Regions from separate parts of the Homo sapiens genome. Here region 1 is linked to region 2. A link is a loop called in an ENCODE intact Hi-C map of the cell type or tissue named here. Cell type or tissue: right lobe of liver. All regions are shown on one strand.

Evidence for each region. Peaks named below come from ENCODE experiments on the same cell type or tissue, not always from the same donor. Only the 100,000 strongest peaks of a DNase experiment are listed, where the experiment ranks them.
Region 1: it touches region 2 in a loop (6-fold over the local background); 104 of 110 quality-filtered maps call a loop at or near these places.

The regions. Positions count from the first base shown.
Region 1 is chr6:138,753,166-138,761,165 of GRCh38, reverse strand. All of the region lies in intron 2 of CCDC28A-AS1 (CCDC28A antisense RNA 1), which reads left to right. Among named protein-coding and RNA genes, the nearest start is that of CCDC28A-AS1, 17 kb to the left of the region's middle. In right lobe of liver, no CTCF peak of the experiment used is centred here; no DNase peak of the experiment used is centred here.
Region 2 is chr6:138,595,353-138,603,352 of GRCh38, reverse strand. It overlaps a transcript of NHSL1 not described here. Among named protein-coding and RNA genes, the nearest start is that of NHSL1-AS1, 92 kb to the left of the region's middle. In right lobe of liver, no CTCF peak of the experiment used is centred here; DNase peaks (open chromatin) are centred at 4,378 and 5,854; H3K27ac peaks cover 4,837 bases.

The DNA.
Region 1 (8,000 bases), 160 kb before region 2:
CTGGGCAACAAGAGCAAAATTCCATCTCAAAAAAATAAAAATAAAAATAAAATTTAACTCCTTAGTAAAGTAATTCTGCAACTTAAATATCAAAAACAAAAATTGTCCTCATATGTAATCTGTTAGTTTTATTGCCTCTCTTATTACAATACCCATCATAATTTTTTTACTTTTATTTTTCTAAATTGCAAAAGTAAAGTTTATTATAGAGTTAGAAAATGTAAATAACCAATATAACAAGAGTAAGGAAATTATTATCCAAAATTTCACATTCTAAAGGGGAAAACCCCAATTTTAATCAATAGGGTACATCCTGTATGATTTCATTTATATGATATCCTAGAAAAGGCCGAAACTATAGGGAAAGAAACAGTGGTTGCCAGGATCTGGGCTACAAAAAGCATCAGGGCTAATGGGAATGTCCTATATGTTGATTGTGGTGGTAGTTACATGAGTATATGTTTTATTAAAATTAATAGAACTGTACACTAAAAATAGTACATTTTATTATTTATAAATTATAACTCAATAAACCTGACTGAAAAACATTAACACCTTGCCATATATCTTTCCACTTCCACACTTTTTCCTATGCATATATATCTTTTTATTTTGTAGAGACGGAGTCTCACTCTGTCACCCAGACTGGAGTGCAGTGGTGTGATCTCAGCTCACTCCAACCTCTGCCTCCTGGGTTCAAGAGATTCTCACACCTCAGCCTCCCGAGCAGCTGGGATTACAGGCACTCACCACCACACCTGGCTGATTTTTGTATTTTTAGTAGAGATGGGGTTTTACCATGTTAGCCAGACTGTTCTTGAACTCCTGACCTCAGCCCATCTTGGCCTCCCAAAGTGCTGGGATTACAGGCGTGAGCCGCTGCACTCGGCCAGTAAATATATATCTTCTAAAAATAGTTTACACTATATTGTTTTTCATTAAATATACTTTAGTTTTTAAAGCACTTCTAGACTTATAGGAAAATTGCAAAGACAGTACGGGGGTCCCATATTCATTCCACCACATTATTAACGTGTTACATTAGTGTGATACATTTGTTACGATTAATGAGCCAATATTGATGCATTGTTAGCTGAAATCTGTAGATTATTGTGATTTCCTTAGTGTTTACCTCATGTTATTTTTCTGTTTTAGAATCCCATCCAGGATACCACATTACTTTTTGTTGTCATATCTCCTTAGAGACCTCTTGGTTGTGACAGTTTCTAGGGTTTCCTGTGTTGATGACTGATATGATTTGGCTCCGTGTCCCCCTCCAAATCTCATCTCGAATTGTAATCCCCGTGTGTTGAGGGAGGGAAGTGATTGGATTATGGGGTCAGTTTCCCCCATGCTGTTCTCATGATAATGAGTGAATTCTCAGGAGATCTGATAGTTTTATAAATGGTAGCTTTTCCTGGACTCTCACACTCACTCCATCCTGCTGCCTTGTGAAGGTGCCTTGCTTCCCCTTTGGCCGTGATTGTAAGTTTCCTGAGGCCTCCCCAGCCATGTGGAATTGTGAATCCATTAAACCTCTTTCCTTTATAAATTACCCAGTCTCAGGTATTTCTTTATAGCAGTGTGAAAACAGACTAATTACAGAGAACTTGGAAATTTTGAAGAGTACTGGTCAGGGATATTGTAGGATGCCCCTTTATTGGAATTTACTTTTCTGATGTTTTTCCCATAGTTAGACTGGGGTGATAGGTTTTGGGGAGAAAGACCACAGAGGAAAAGTACCATTTTCATCGCATCTATTTTATGTTTTGTAACCTTTTTTTGCTCATATATGTGTCAAAGGCATATTTTTTACTTGATACGTATAAATCTGTAGCCTTCTTGATGGTGATAATTGTATTCTGTTGTATGGATGTAGCATATAATCACCTATTACTGGACACTCAGGGATTCACTGTGGCATTTTCACTATTACAACCAATGCTACAATAGATATATTTGTGCGAACATCTTTGCAAATTTGTCCAATAATTATTATTATGTTTAGACACTGGTTCTCACTTTGTCGCCCTGGCTGGAGTGCACTAGTGTGATCAAAGCCCACTGTGGCCTTGAACTGCTGGGCTCAAGTAATCCTCCCTCCTCAGCCTCCCAAGTAGTTGGGCCTACAGGTACACCCCACCATGCCTGGCTACTTTTCAAAATATGTTTCTTAGAGATGGGGTCTTCCTATATTGCCCATGATGGTCACAATTGTCTGATTGTTTTATTAGATAATTCTTAGTGATGTAGAGTGTCTGAAGCAAACTGCATTCACTTTATTTTTTAAAGGGCTTTTGGTACATAGTACTAAATTTTCCTCCAGAAAAATTGTTACCTATTCAGTGCTCTGTTTCCTCAAATTCTAGCTAATACTGGATATTATTTTTCATTTCAACCTTTGCCAATTGTAGTAGAAAAATGTATTGTGTTGCATTGTATTTAATTGTTTCCCTATTGGTATTTTCTTCCAGATAGTGAGCTCCTAAAGGAAAAAGACTATATTCTATTCATTTTTAGATACACGGAGTCTAAGTTACTGCCTAAAAGAAATAGGCACTCAGCAGAAGGGAGAGAGGGAGCAGGGAGAGAGGGAGGGCCTGAATCCAAGAGCGATTGTGTGATCTGACAAGATAATTCATGCTAAGGAGAGGAAGGGTTTTCACCATCACTGGGTGCAATTGTATCCTTCTGGGCCAATGGCCCATATGTATTATGTAATCTGAAGGGGTGGCACTACTAGTGTGAGCTTCAGACCAGGTAGGAGAGAAATCTACACTAGACCAAAAGAAGGTAAACAGGATCTTAGTGTTTTCCTCATATAGCAAGAACAATAACTAGGGATTTGTTTGGCCAATTCTGAAAGGGAGGATCACCCTACATTCCCTTTAAGCTGTAATGTCATTCATGTATTCTCTAGTACAGCCTTTTGAAACAATTAGGTACATTTGTGATTTTCAGATCTTTTCCTATTTTCCTTCTTCCTGTCAGTACCATCTTATGTATGTCACCTTGCGTATTTTCAGTCACGGCTGCCAAAAATTTTATTGTTTTCTCCCTGCACACTTCCCCAATATTTTATTTATACATTTTCTTATAAAACCTTGACTTTCTCTTCTTCTACATGCTTTGAAGCTCTTCCTAAATCTTGATGTCACTTATAAATTTACTATACCAACAAAGTGATAAATGTTACTTTTTCAATTTATCACTGGAAGAATGATAAATTGAAACAGTATAGAAAAGGAATATGTGTTTTTGGCCAGGTGTGGTGGCTCACACCTGTAATCCCAGCACTTTGGGAGGCCAAGGTGGACAGATCACCTGAGGTCAGAAGTTTGAGACCAGCCTGGCCAACACAGTGAAACCCCATCTCTACTAAAAATACAAAAAATTAGCTGGGTGTGGTGGTGGGTGCCTGTAATTCCAGCTACTTGGGAGGCTGAGGCAGGAGAATCGCATGAACCCAGGGGGTGAAGGTTGCAGTGGGCTGAGATCACGCCATTGCACTCCAGCCTGGGCAACAAGAGTGAAACTCCGTCTTAAAAAAAAAAAAAAGAAGAAGAAGAAAAGAAAAGAAAGGAATATGTATTTTTATATTAAATATTTTAGTTTTATTTTCCAGTTTTGCAAGGTTGATTCATTTAGTAGGGTCTGAAAAAAGAAAAATGTTCTTGGAATGCTGATGGTAATTCAGTAATTGTTAAATTTTTCAATTTTCCATCGGAGATTTTCTCAAGAGGACTCTGTTTAGAGTACACTTCCTATCTAAGAATTCCCATATGTGCTTTACAGAGATTCCACGTCCCTGCCAGTTATCATTTACTCTCTCCCTGGAATGTGGGAGTGCCCTTACTGTTCTTCCAGTCTGACCTAACAGAGACTAGGCCCCAACTTGTGAGACAGAATTTGTTTCCTGCTAAATAAAACAACATTTTTTCACAAATTAGCAAAATGATTAAAAAAAAGAGAGCATATTACACACTAGCAAACGATAAAGAGAAATTCGAAGAACCAGACATGTTTTTGGAGTAAGAAGTTCTACAGTGTTAAAATTAATTTACCATCTTTTTATGGTCTATAATGAATCTCTCTATTTATTTTTTGTTTATTTTTATTTATTTATTTTTTTTGAGACAGAGTCTTGCTCTGTCGTCCAGGCTAGAGTGCAGTGGTGTGATCTCGGCTCACTGCAACCTCTGCCTCCCGGGTTCAAGTGATTCTCCTGCCTCAGCCTCCCGAGTAGCTGGGATTACAGGCACCCACCACCATGCCCAGCTAATTTTTGTATTTTTTAGTAGAGATGGGTTTCACCATCTTAGCCAGGCTGGTCTCGAACTCCTAACCTCATGATCCACCTGCCTTGGCCTCCGAAAGTGCTGGGATTACAGGCATGAGCCACCGTGCCTGGCCTATTTATTTATTTTTTGAGATGGGGTCACACTCTGTCTCCCAGGCTGTAGTGCAGTGGCGAGATCACCGTCGATTTATATTTATTTTATACAAATTAAAAATAAATTTGTTTCTTTGTTTTGCAGCTAGAAGAATTGAATTCTTCCGTGTATCCTTTGCCAACTGTCAGTAGTGAAGTTTACAATTTATAATTTCTGGTGAATAGTCTCAATCAAGTTTTAGAAAGATGTGTTATTAGATATGGTGAAAAAAGACACAGTATTATTCACTAGGGCCATCACTCTTACTCTTTGGTTTGTTTTCTTTTTTTTTATTTTAAGAGACAGGTCTCGCTCAGTGGTTCAGGCTGGAGTGCAGTGGCATGATCACGGCTCAGTGCAGCTGCAACCTCCTAGGCTCAAGTGATCCTGTCACTTCAGCCTCCTGAGTAGCTGGGACCATAGGTGCTGCCACCATGCCTGGCTAATTTTTTAATTCTTTATAGAGACAGGGTCTCACTATGTTGCACAGGCTGGTCTCGAACTCCCGGCCTCAAGCAATGCTCCTGCTTTGGCCTTCCAAAGTGCTGGAATTACTGCGTCCAGGCTATAATGACTCTCTTAATAGCTAAATCTATTAGCAGACGGAAATAATTGATGCTACCTTATTACATAAAATAGAGCATTTATAGGACGGTGATAAAATTAAAGCAAGCATTTCTTAGTGAAACAAACCATTGTTCCTGATTGTTCATCAGGTAATTTATCATAAAATTATTTTTCCTTTATACACATGTGGAGTTATAGACATTTATGTTGAATGCTTTAAAATTGTCTTTAGTTTTCTCTCATATTGCCTTAGTTTGTAGTAATTTAGAGTAATTAGAGTAATATGAGTAATTAGAGTAATTTCTCATGTTGTCTTAGTTTGATTACTTATAAATTATTCAGTACTTTCTTTCATTAAAACATTATTAATAATATGATATTTGAAAAGGTAATATTCTTTATTGAAGTTAAATTAGTTTATGTTCTCATAGCACATTTTTTGTTGATCTGAATAAGTTATGTTACTTGGCTAACAATGCCCAGACAACCTTACTATTAACTCTAGCAATCTAGGATGTAGAATTGTGTTGAGATAAGTAGAAGTCAAAAGAAATAAAAGGTTGGAATCAGTGAAGAAATTAAACATCATTTAAATTATCAACATGTCCACCTGAGACTGTAATTGAGAAGGAAAAAAGAGGATCAGAATTGAGTTTCAAGAAGCAGCCTCTTAACTTTCCTATCTTTAAAGGATCAAACTTGATAAGGAGTCTAGAGTGTTTCCTTGACAATCTGAGGGAAGGAACTATGGGCTCATGGCCTACTATGTCATGCTAAAGTTTAGGCGTTTAATAATCCATTGACAATCATCAGGCATTTAGGTAAACAAAAATGAACATATCTGCCTGGATCCCATTACTTCATTTCAGATCTTAAATCTTTTGTAATAACCAGAACATTACAACAACATTAAGCCTTTCATATATGAAGTAATGTATTTCAGTAGAGGGATTTCCTAGGCTCTTGGTGGAGTAGTATGCAGAATGACTTCAGCCTCCTCTAATGTTTGGATAAAACGAAACCTTCAAATGGAATAAGTTCCACTGTTGTGTAAATCAGTCAAGATTTTTTAAACAACTATATAAGCTCAAGATGGTGGAGGCAAAATCCCCCACATAAAACATTAAGAGAACAATAAGAAGTATTCTCTGCTCCTATACTCTGCTTCCATCATGTCTGTACTCTGCTCAGAAACCTCCTATCCTGAGCCACAGTGTGGTGCCATATGCCTGGACTCCCACCTACCTGGGAGGATGAGGTGGGAGAATTGCCTGAGTCAGGAGTTCGAGGCCAGCCTGGGTAATATAGTGAGACCTTGTCTCTAAAAATAAACTTTAAGCAAACAAAAAAACACCCTAAAAACTCTCCTGTCCATCCCTCTTTTTTAGAGAAGGATGTCCCCAAATCTGTGCATGGAAGACATGTATTCTATAAGATAGTAAAAGATCTTGCTGAAAAATAAATGCCTGAGTAGTTTTTCCAAAATATATTTTTAAATCTATATATGTAAGAAAAATTCTAAGCACCTTTAAGATGTAATTAACATGGGATAATTTGTCTTTAAGAAATGAAACTAACTTCTGTGCATCAAAAAACCACTTTTAAAAAGTTATAAGAGACAATTGGCCAGGCGTGGTGGCTCACGCCTGTAATCCCAACACTTTGGGAGGCCAAGGGAGGTGGATCACCTGAGGTCAGGAGTTTGAGACCAGCCTGGCCAACGTGGTGAAACCTTGTCTCTACTAAAAATACAAAAATTAGCTGAGCGTAGTGGCACGTGCCTGTAATCCCAGCTACTCGGGAGGCTGAGGCAGGAGAATCACTTGAGCCCGGGAGGCAGAGGTTGCAGTGAGCCGAGATCATGCCACTGCACTCCAGCCTGGGCGACAGAGTGAGACTCCATCTCAAAAAAAAAAAAGTTATAAGAGACAATGATAAACACTGTAGAAGATACGTGCTGCACATAAAACTGATAAAATATTGATATCCAGAATATATTAAAAATGCTGGCAAAAAAATATGAGCAGGCAATTCACAGGGAAGAAGTCAAAATGACCAATAAACACACAAAAGATGTTCAAACTCACTAGTAACTAGGTCAATGCCAATTAAAACTAAAATGAAATACCATGTCTTACACTGGCAAAAAATTAAATCTGATAATGTTAAGTAATGTCAAGGTGAAACAGGAGTCACATACCTTGCAGGTGGGAATACAAATAAGTACCACTTTGGAGAGTGGATTGGTAATAACTAGTAAATTAAAGATGTGCCTAATCCATCATACAGTAGTTCCACTTCTAGATAAACGCACATGTGCACAAGGACATATATACAAAAATGTCCATCACATCATTGTTTGTAACAGCCAAAATTGGAAGCAATATATGTGTCTAAATGTACCTAAACAGGAGAATGGCTATATTGTGAAATAGTCATTTGTTGATTCAGTGAATATTTATTGAGCACCTGCAGTATGCTAGTGCTCTCTGAGTATTAGAAATATATCAGTAAACAAAATACCTGCCCTCACAGAGCTTATGTGTTATTGATAGGGAAGAGGGAGTGATGGGTGGGTAGACAATTTAAGGCTGGCCACGGTGGCTCATGCCTGTAATCCTAGCACTTTGGGAGGCCAAGGCAGGTAGATTGCTTGAGCTCAGGAGTTGGAGACCAGCCTGGGCAATATGGCAAGACCCCATCTCTACCAAAAACATACAAAAATTAGCCAGGTGTGGTGGTATGCACCTGTAGTCCCAGCTATTTGGGAGGCTGAGGTAGGAGAATCACTGGAACCTGGGAGGTTAAGGCCACAGTGTGTTGAGATCTTGCCACTGCACTCCAGCCTGGGTGACAGAGCCAGACCCTGTCTCAAAAATAGAAAAATATGACTTATAAGATGGTGACGTGGTATGGAGAAAGAAAAAACAGAAGGAGGAAGAGAGAGTACTTCTCGGTGGTAATGGAAGATCCCACTATGAAGGTGACATCTGAGCAGGA
Region 2 (8,000 bases):
CCAGGCTGACACAGTTGGCTCATCCCTGTGATCCCAGCACTTTGGGAGACTGAGATGGGTGGATCGCTTGACCTCAGGAGTTCAAGACCAGCCTGGGCAACATGACAAACCTCATCTCTACAAAAAATAAAAAAAATGTAAAATTTAAAAAAACCCCTCAGAATCCTCAAATGGTATAAATAATCCCCTCTCAATATACTCTTTGGCTTTAAAAGCTTAAAACTGATAGTTATATTTTGGCCATTGCTTAAGTAGCTAATTTTGGGAGTGGAAGGTATCTTCTTTCCATAAAAGAAAACCAGCAAACAACAATGTGAGCTGAATTAATTTTTGTTTATAATGTAATTTCTCTGTTTGTTTGGAGGGCTTTTTCTGTGGGTGCTTCATAGATTTAGCCATGATGATTTCCATTTTAGATTTATGAACTGTCCGGGAAGGAATTCTGTTTTAATTTGTCACAACACCACAGTCCCTTGAAGGCATGGATTCTTAATGCATCTGATGAGGAGAATGTAATTTTAAACACTTACACCTACCAATGATGAAAAGAACAAAAGGCATGCTATATTCAGTTCCAAGTGGATTCTCTTTATCCATGGGAAATGATAAATGCCCCATATTGTTGGGAAAAAAAATTAGATGAAACAAACATTTGTAAATCTAACAAAATTTGCATTTCCATGGAAACTGAAATTAAAAATACAATAACCGGCTGGGCATGGTGGCTCATGCCTGTAGTCCCAGCACTTTGGGAAGTTGAGATGGGCAGGATCGTCAGAGGTCAGGAGTTCGAGAGCAGCTTGGCCAACATGGTGAAACCCCTTCTCTACTAAAAATACAAAAATTAGCTGGGCGTGGTGGCAGGAGCATGTAATTCCAGCTACTCCGGAGGCTGAGGCAGGAGAATAACTTGAACCTGGGAGATTGAGGTTGCAGTGAGCTGAGATAGTACCACTACACTCCAGCCTGAAGACAGAGTGAGACTCTGTCTCAAAACAAAAACAAAAACAGAAAACAATAACCGTATTTGCACATAAGAAAGGAAATACTTAGGTATAAATCTAATGAAACATACAAAATCTGTATGCTGAAAATTACAAAATGCTGATGGATAAAATCAAAGACGTGAACACATGGAGAGACATATCATTTCATGGATTGGAAGACACACCATAGTAAAGATATCAATTCTCCTGCAAATTATTCTATAAATTTGACACAACTTTTAGTAAATTGATAGTGATATCAAAATAACAAGCTTAAAAACATAAGCCTGATATTTCATCTTCACATCTTAAAAATCCCAGCTTAATTAGTAGTTACCATTTTTCTGTATGCTGCTATCTCATTGTAGTCCTGTGAAATAATGATAAACTTATCGGCTTTATAGGTTTGCAGTCTGATAGATCTTTCAATGAAAAAGTTAAAGTGTGTACATTTTCTTATTCTTTAGCCTTAGTTTTTTGTTTTTGTTATTAAATAAATTCTTGAGTTTTTGTGATACTGTTGCTGGATTTAAGAAAAACTTTTTTTTTCTTTTTTGAGATGGAGTCTCGCTCTGTCGCCAGGCTGGAATCCAGTGGCGTGATCTCGGTTCACTGCAACCTCCACCTCCCGGGTTCAAGCGATTCTTCTGCCTCAGCCTCCCGAGTAGCTGGGACTACATGTGCGTGCCACTACACCCAGCCAACTTTTGCTTTTTTAGTAGAGACAGGGTTTCACCATGTTGGCCAGGATGGTCTTGATCTCTTGACCTTGTGATCCGCCCGCCTCGGCCTCCGAGAGTGCTGGGATTGCAGGCATGAGCCACCGTGCCCGGGCAAGAAAAACTCTTATAATCAGTATTAATCATTTTAGATTCACCTAAGAGTAAATTTTTTAAAATAGTACTCCTCTTGTATGAGTTTTCTGCATAACAGGTGCAATTGAGCAATAGCCACACAAGTGTCTAGGGATGGTGCTGAATGTGTAACAAAAGGTTAAAGGGTTTTCTAACAGATTGCCAGCAGTGTTTTACATTTCCTGAATGATCTAAGTGTTGGTTTAGCTTGGGACTGGAGAACATAACAGATTTAAAAAATAACAATGAATATGGTTGCTATGTCAGAATTAAAGAGTTATTTAAATAAAGTCAGGCCAGGGAGTATAATCAAAAGATTCCCAACAATCCTGGTGAGTTTTACTTTAGAAGAAAGTTCTGGGATAAGTGATTCAGATTTATAGTGGAACCAGATTTTATGTTCATTTCTTTCCAGTTAATCCAGATTCTATTTTATACATTTAGTACCTTAAAAAGTAAATGAAGGGACATACATTTGAATGGAATCCTTTGTTTTCTATTGAATTTAATGCTTTCATAATCATTATGAGAAAATACTTTCAAATGATTTACACATGATTTAGAAATGCAGGCAGCCCTTTCCAAGTGGTTATTGTATTCTGACACACAGTGATTTTTGTAGATATATCATGTTACAGAATGAAGTGGCCATTTTTGTGGGATGAATTTTCTAAAGAACATGTTGAAATATTGGAGGTTAGGGTTATTTTAAAACATGAGTTTCTTCTCTCACAAATTAAAGTGTTTGATCCCTATAATTGCCAGACTATAAGCTCTAATAGGGATAGTAAGATCTAAGTGTTGGTTTAGCAACGACATTAAGAAAATTTTAAGTATAGCTCTGAATTTAAAAGGTATTAATATTATTTTTCATTTAAATTGATAGTAATTTCATGAAAAACAAATGGCTTAAACCCAGGGAAGCAAGGATTATAATTGATTTTTTTGAGCAATGTTCTCTTTTGGTTACAAAGTAAAAGGTAAAATAAAAGTTTAAAAGCATTTGGAAAGAATGTTCTTTGGTTTTTTCACTCAGTAACCTAAAGTTTAATGACCCTTTACAGTGCTGATAAACACTTAAATTTTTGCAGTAGGCATTGCTAGTTCAAATTGAAGGAAGGTTGCCAGGCTCATGCCTATAGTCCCAACTACTTAGGAGGCTAAGGCAGGAGGATCCCTTGAGGTCAGGAGTTCAAGGCTGCCATGAGCCATCATTGTGCTACTGCACTCCAGCCTGGGCAATAGAGTGAGAACTGGTCTCGAAAAGAAAAGAAAAAGAAAATAAAAGAACAGAAAAGAAAGCACTGAGTGGACCTTAAAATACCTCTGTGTTGCTTCATTTTAATTAATTAATTAATATTTTTTTTTTGAGATGGAGTCTTGCTCTGTTGCCCAGGCTGGCGTGCAGTGGTGCAATCTTGGTTCACTGCAACCTCTGCCTCCTGGATTCAAGCAATTCTTCTGCCTCAGCCTCCCTAGTAGCTGGAGCTACAGATGCATGCCAACATGCCCAGCTAGTTTTTGTATTTTTTTAGTAGAGATGGGGTTTCACCATGTTGGCCAGGCTGGTCTCGAACTCCTGACCTCAGGTGATCCACCCGCCTCGGCCTCTCAAAGTGCTGGGATTACAGTCATGTCATGAGCCACCATGCCCGGCCTGCTTCATTTTAAAGGTACTTCATTCTTCCTTGTATCCTGAAATCTCTCAGCACCAACAGGGAAGGCATTTAGGTGACATTGGAAAGTTACTTTCTGATGCCTTCTATAGGTACTAAGCTGACCCTGCCTGAGATCTTGCCTTGAGATCTGATTGGACTTAACTGAGCATTTGTGATTTGATCATCTTAAGGTATCTCAAGCACTGAATGAGAAACTGGAAGTTTCTTGTGTATCTGGGTTATACACTTGGTCCATTCTAATTTCAATAGCACCATTATTTCTGCATATGTTATATAAGGAGAAAAAGACCTTAAAGAGTTCTAAATCTTTCTGTTTTTTTTTGAGACGGAGACTTGCTGTGTTCCCCAGGCTGGAGTGCAATGGTGCAGTCTCGGCTCACTGCAGCCTCAGTCTCCTGCATTCAGGTGATTCTCCTGCCTCAGCCTCCCAAGTAGCTGGAATTACAGGCACCTGCCACCACACCCAGCTAATTTCTGTACTTTTAGTAGAGATGGGCTTTCACCATATTGGCCAGGCTGGTCTCGAACTCTTGACCTCAGGTGATCCACCCACCTTGGCCTCCCAAAGTGCTGGGATTACAGGCATGAGCCACTGCGCCTGGCCTTACATTTTTTTATATTGTACTGGTTACCATAAAACACTAAATTATGTAGAATTTGTTTTGAAAAAAATATGTAATAGAATCCAAAACAATTAGGTAGCTCAGAATGTTTTCTTAGGTTATACTCTGTGCCTGGGTCAAGAGGTAACAGACAAATAGGATCCAAATTTTACAGCTAGATGACTTGGACACACAGAGAGTAGGTGACTTGCTGATGATTAAACAGGGAATCTGATGGATCTCCAGGCCCTAAGCTCTGACCTTGGACTCTTGCACTTTTTGCAGTCTAATGTTTAGAAACATATGGGTGAACCTGAATTAAAGAGAAATACATGTAAGTCCATTTACTTTAATTTCATTTTCATTATTGTACTTAAGAGTGTGAGGATGCAGTCGTCTTTGAATGAAGGCAGCATTCAGTATTAGTGGGATTGTTTAGCTTCACCCACCCTACCACAAAGAGATGAGGAAACGCTGGACGTTGTTTTAGTCTGGTCAGCAAATCCAAATCTATGAGCATTGTGGAGAAAGGGTCTATGTTCACATATATTTTTAGTAGTTCTTAGAAGAAAGAAAAATGCTGCTTTTTTTTTTTTTTTTTTTTCTTCCAGATGAAGTCTTGCTTTGTTGTCCAGGCTGCTAGAGTGCAGTGGCATGTTCATGGCTCACTGCAGCCTCAAACTTCTGGGCTCAAGCCATCTTCTGACCTCAGCCTCCAGAGTAGCTGGGGCTACAGGTGTGCACCACCACATCTGGCTATTTTTTTTTTTTTCCAAGATGGAGTCTTGCTCTGCCACCCAGGCTGGAGTGCAGTGGCGCAATCTTGACTCACTGCAACTGCCGCCTCCCAGGCTCAAGCGATTCTCCTGCCTTAGCCTTCCAAGTAGTTGGGACTACAGGTGACCACCACCATGCCCGGCCAATTTTTGTATTTTTGTAGAGACAGGGTTTCACCATGTTGGCCTGACGGGTCTTGAACTCTTGGCCTCAAGTGATCCATCTACCTCGGCCTCCCAAATTGTTGGGATTACAGGCGTGAGCCACCACGCCTGGCCTAATTTTTTAAAAAATTATTATTTGTAGAGATGGGGTATCTCTACAATTATTTGTAGAGATGTTGCCTGAGCTGGTCCTGAACTCCTGGCTCCTATGATCCTCCTGCCTCGGCCTCCGAGAGTGCTGGGATTATAAGCATGAGCCACTGTGCCCTGCCAAAAGCTGATTTTTAAGGTGGGGGACAGTTTCACCTGCACCGCCTTCTCTGCTGGAAATCATCATCAAGGTCACTGATGACATTATCATCGTCACTGGGGAAGTGCTGGCATAACCTGTAGGTCAGTGCTTCTCAGTCATAAGAAATATTTTTATTATCTTTTTTCTACCCTGAAATGAGTATCACATAGCCAATATAATACATCTATTCATGCATGCTTAAAAAGTCAATATAATGTCCTACCTGCAATGTAAGGAGAAATTAAAGAAGGCCATTTTTACCTTTTCATATTCATTGCTCACACAAAACTGTACTTACTGGAAGATGGAATGAAACCGTTGGATGCTTACATGTGTGTGGAATTACCATGATGAAAAGCTAGTGACTCAAACACTACAAGCGGTTAGGTGGTCAGTGATATGATTTTTCAGAAATGGTGAACAATTCCTGCCAAAATTCCAAAGTAAGCAAGGAGTCTACACTAGAATAACCAGAAACGAACAACATGTACCCGGGACCTGGAAGTGAGGCGTGTATGGTGATGTTTGATTTGAATTTTGGACTAAAGTTCCGTGATGATTAATAGCACAGGCAGCCAAATGAAAAACTTGTCAAATCAATAGTTACGTAGATTTTACTATTAAAAGGAAATAACAGTATCTGAGATGGAATTAAAATTTCCAGGCTCCTAAAATCATTTCCTGTAAATTCTTTGTTCTTTAGGCTATATGACACCAGATCAAAACTTCGGAAACTAACCAGCCATTTTTATGGATTGATGCTTCATATGCCAGCACTGAATTAGGCTTTTGTATTCTATTCGCTGTTTGCAGGTCTTAACTTTTTGTTTTTCTTTTTGAGACAGAATCTCACTCTGTCGCCCAGGCTGGAGTGCCGTGATGTGATCTTGGCTCACTGCAGCCTCTGCCTCCCAGGTTCAAGCGATTCTCCTGCCTCAGCCTCCTGAGTATCTGGGATTACAGACATCCGCCACCACACCTGGCTAATTTCTTATATTTTTTGGTAGAGACAGGGTTTTGCCACGTGGGCCAGGCTGATCTCAATCTCCTGGTAGGTCTTAACTTCTGATTGCAAGGCGGGAACCCTGAGCACTTCAAACTCTGCTTGAGAGAGTTTTTCTGTCACGCTTAACTCACGCAAGGTAGGAATGAATAATTTGCTGCTGCCGCTGCCTCTAGAGACTATTTTAAAGGATTATCTCATGGAAGCTTTCAGAACTTCCCCCCCACCCCCGCCAATTGAATGTGGGTGAGAAACGGACGTGAACTTAAAAAACTTACCAAGCTTGGTTCACCTCTCAGGAGCAGGTCTGCTTAAATTAGCTGCATTGAGCTCCTCGATGTCCTTTTGCGGCGCTGCTGATTCTTTCAAGAACCTTGGCTACCTTGCCAAATGTATCACTCCTTTATAATCTTAAGCGTTTTAACAAATGAAATACAGTTCAGTTTCTGCACTTGGTTTTAAATGTCATGATGTGTCTCAGCAATCCACTTAGTCCATCAAAATCACATTTTGACTTGTCCACATAATCCTTTTAGACTGTTTCTGGATTTATTAAGTGCTTTTTCATGCAGTTGATGAAAAAGCTTTCATTTTAAAAATAATTTCCACATGACGCTGGAGGCCTCCCATTGTAGTTTAACAATAGTTGAGATGTTGTATTGTTTATTCAAAACTGCCAAGTAGCGTCAGTGCTGGTGGATGGGAACCCTGGATGGAATGCTGGGAGAGCCCTGGGGAGGTAATTTAACCTCTTCGTTGTTCAGTCCTGATGTCCAGTGGGTTTCAGCAGCGTGTCTAGGTTTACTCCATTGCCAGGCAGAGGTAGATTCTGCCTCCTCTGCCCCTTTGCATTCCTTGGATCGACCATTGACTACTGGAAGGCATTCAGACCATTACCTTTCTATGCCTTTTCCTTTGCATAAGACCTGCAAAGGAAAACATACTTTCATCCTGGATATTTTTTGGTTTTAGCTTCCAAGTAGGGTTTATGGCCTTTTTTTCTCTTGGGGTTGGGAAGAAGGGCAGTGTTGGAGAGGAAGAGACCCAGAAACACCACCATGCTAATAATAAGGAGGAGAAAGTCGGGCCATGTTGGAGTCCCTCTGCCAATTATACAGATCGTGGCACATAGGTGCAAGGGTGGCATGGCAACCTCTGGACCCCTCACTTTCCACTTTCTCTTACCCATTGTCTCCATAGGACTCAGCGTTTTGTTTCCGAAATCTTTCAACTTCACCTGTATGCTGTGCTATTCTTACCCATTCATTGTACATAAATATCTTTTCTGCTGATTAAAAAAATTCAAGAAAGGAAAGAGGGAGAGAATCTTTTTATAATTGATTCCAGGTTACCCTATGATATTGAAGTTATTGAAATTCACTTTTGTAAAAAAGACTTAATATATCTGTTTTAAAAAAAGAGATAGGGTGTCACTCTGTTGCCTAGGCTAGAGCACAGTGACAGGATCACAGCTTACTGCAGCCTAGAACTCCCGGGGCACAAGTGATCCTCCCACCTTGGCCTCCTGAGTAGCTGGGACTACTGGTGCTTGCCACCACAGCCAACTAATTTTTAAATATTTTTTGCAGAGACAAGATCTCGTTATGTTGCCCAGGCTGGTCTCACACTCCTGACCTCAAGTG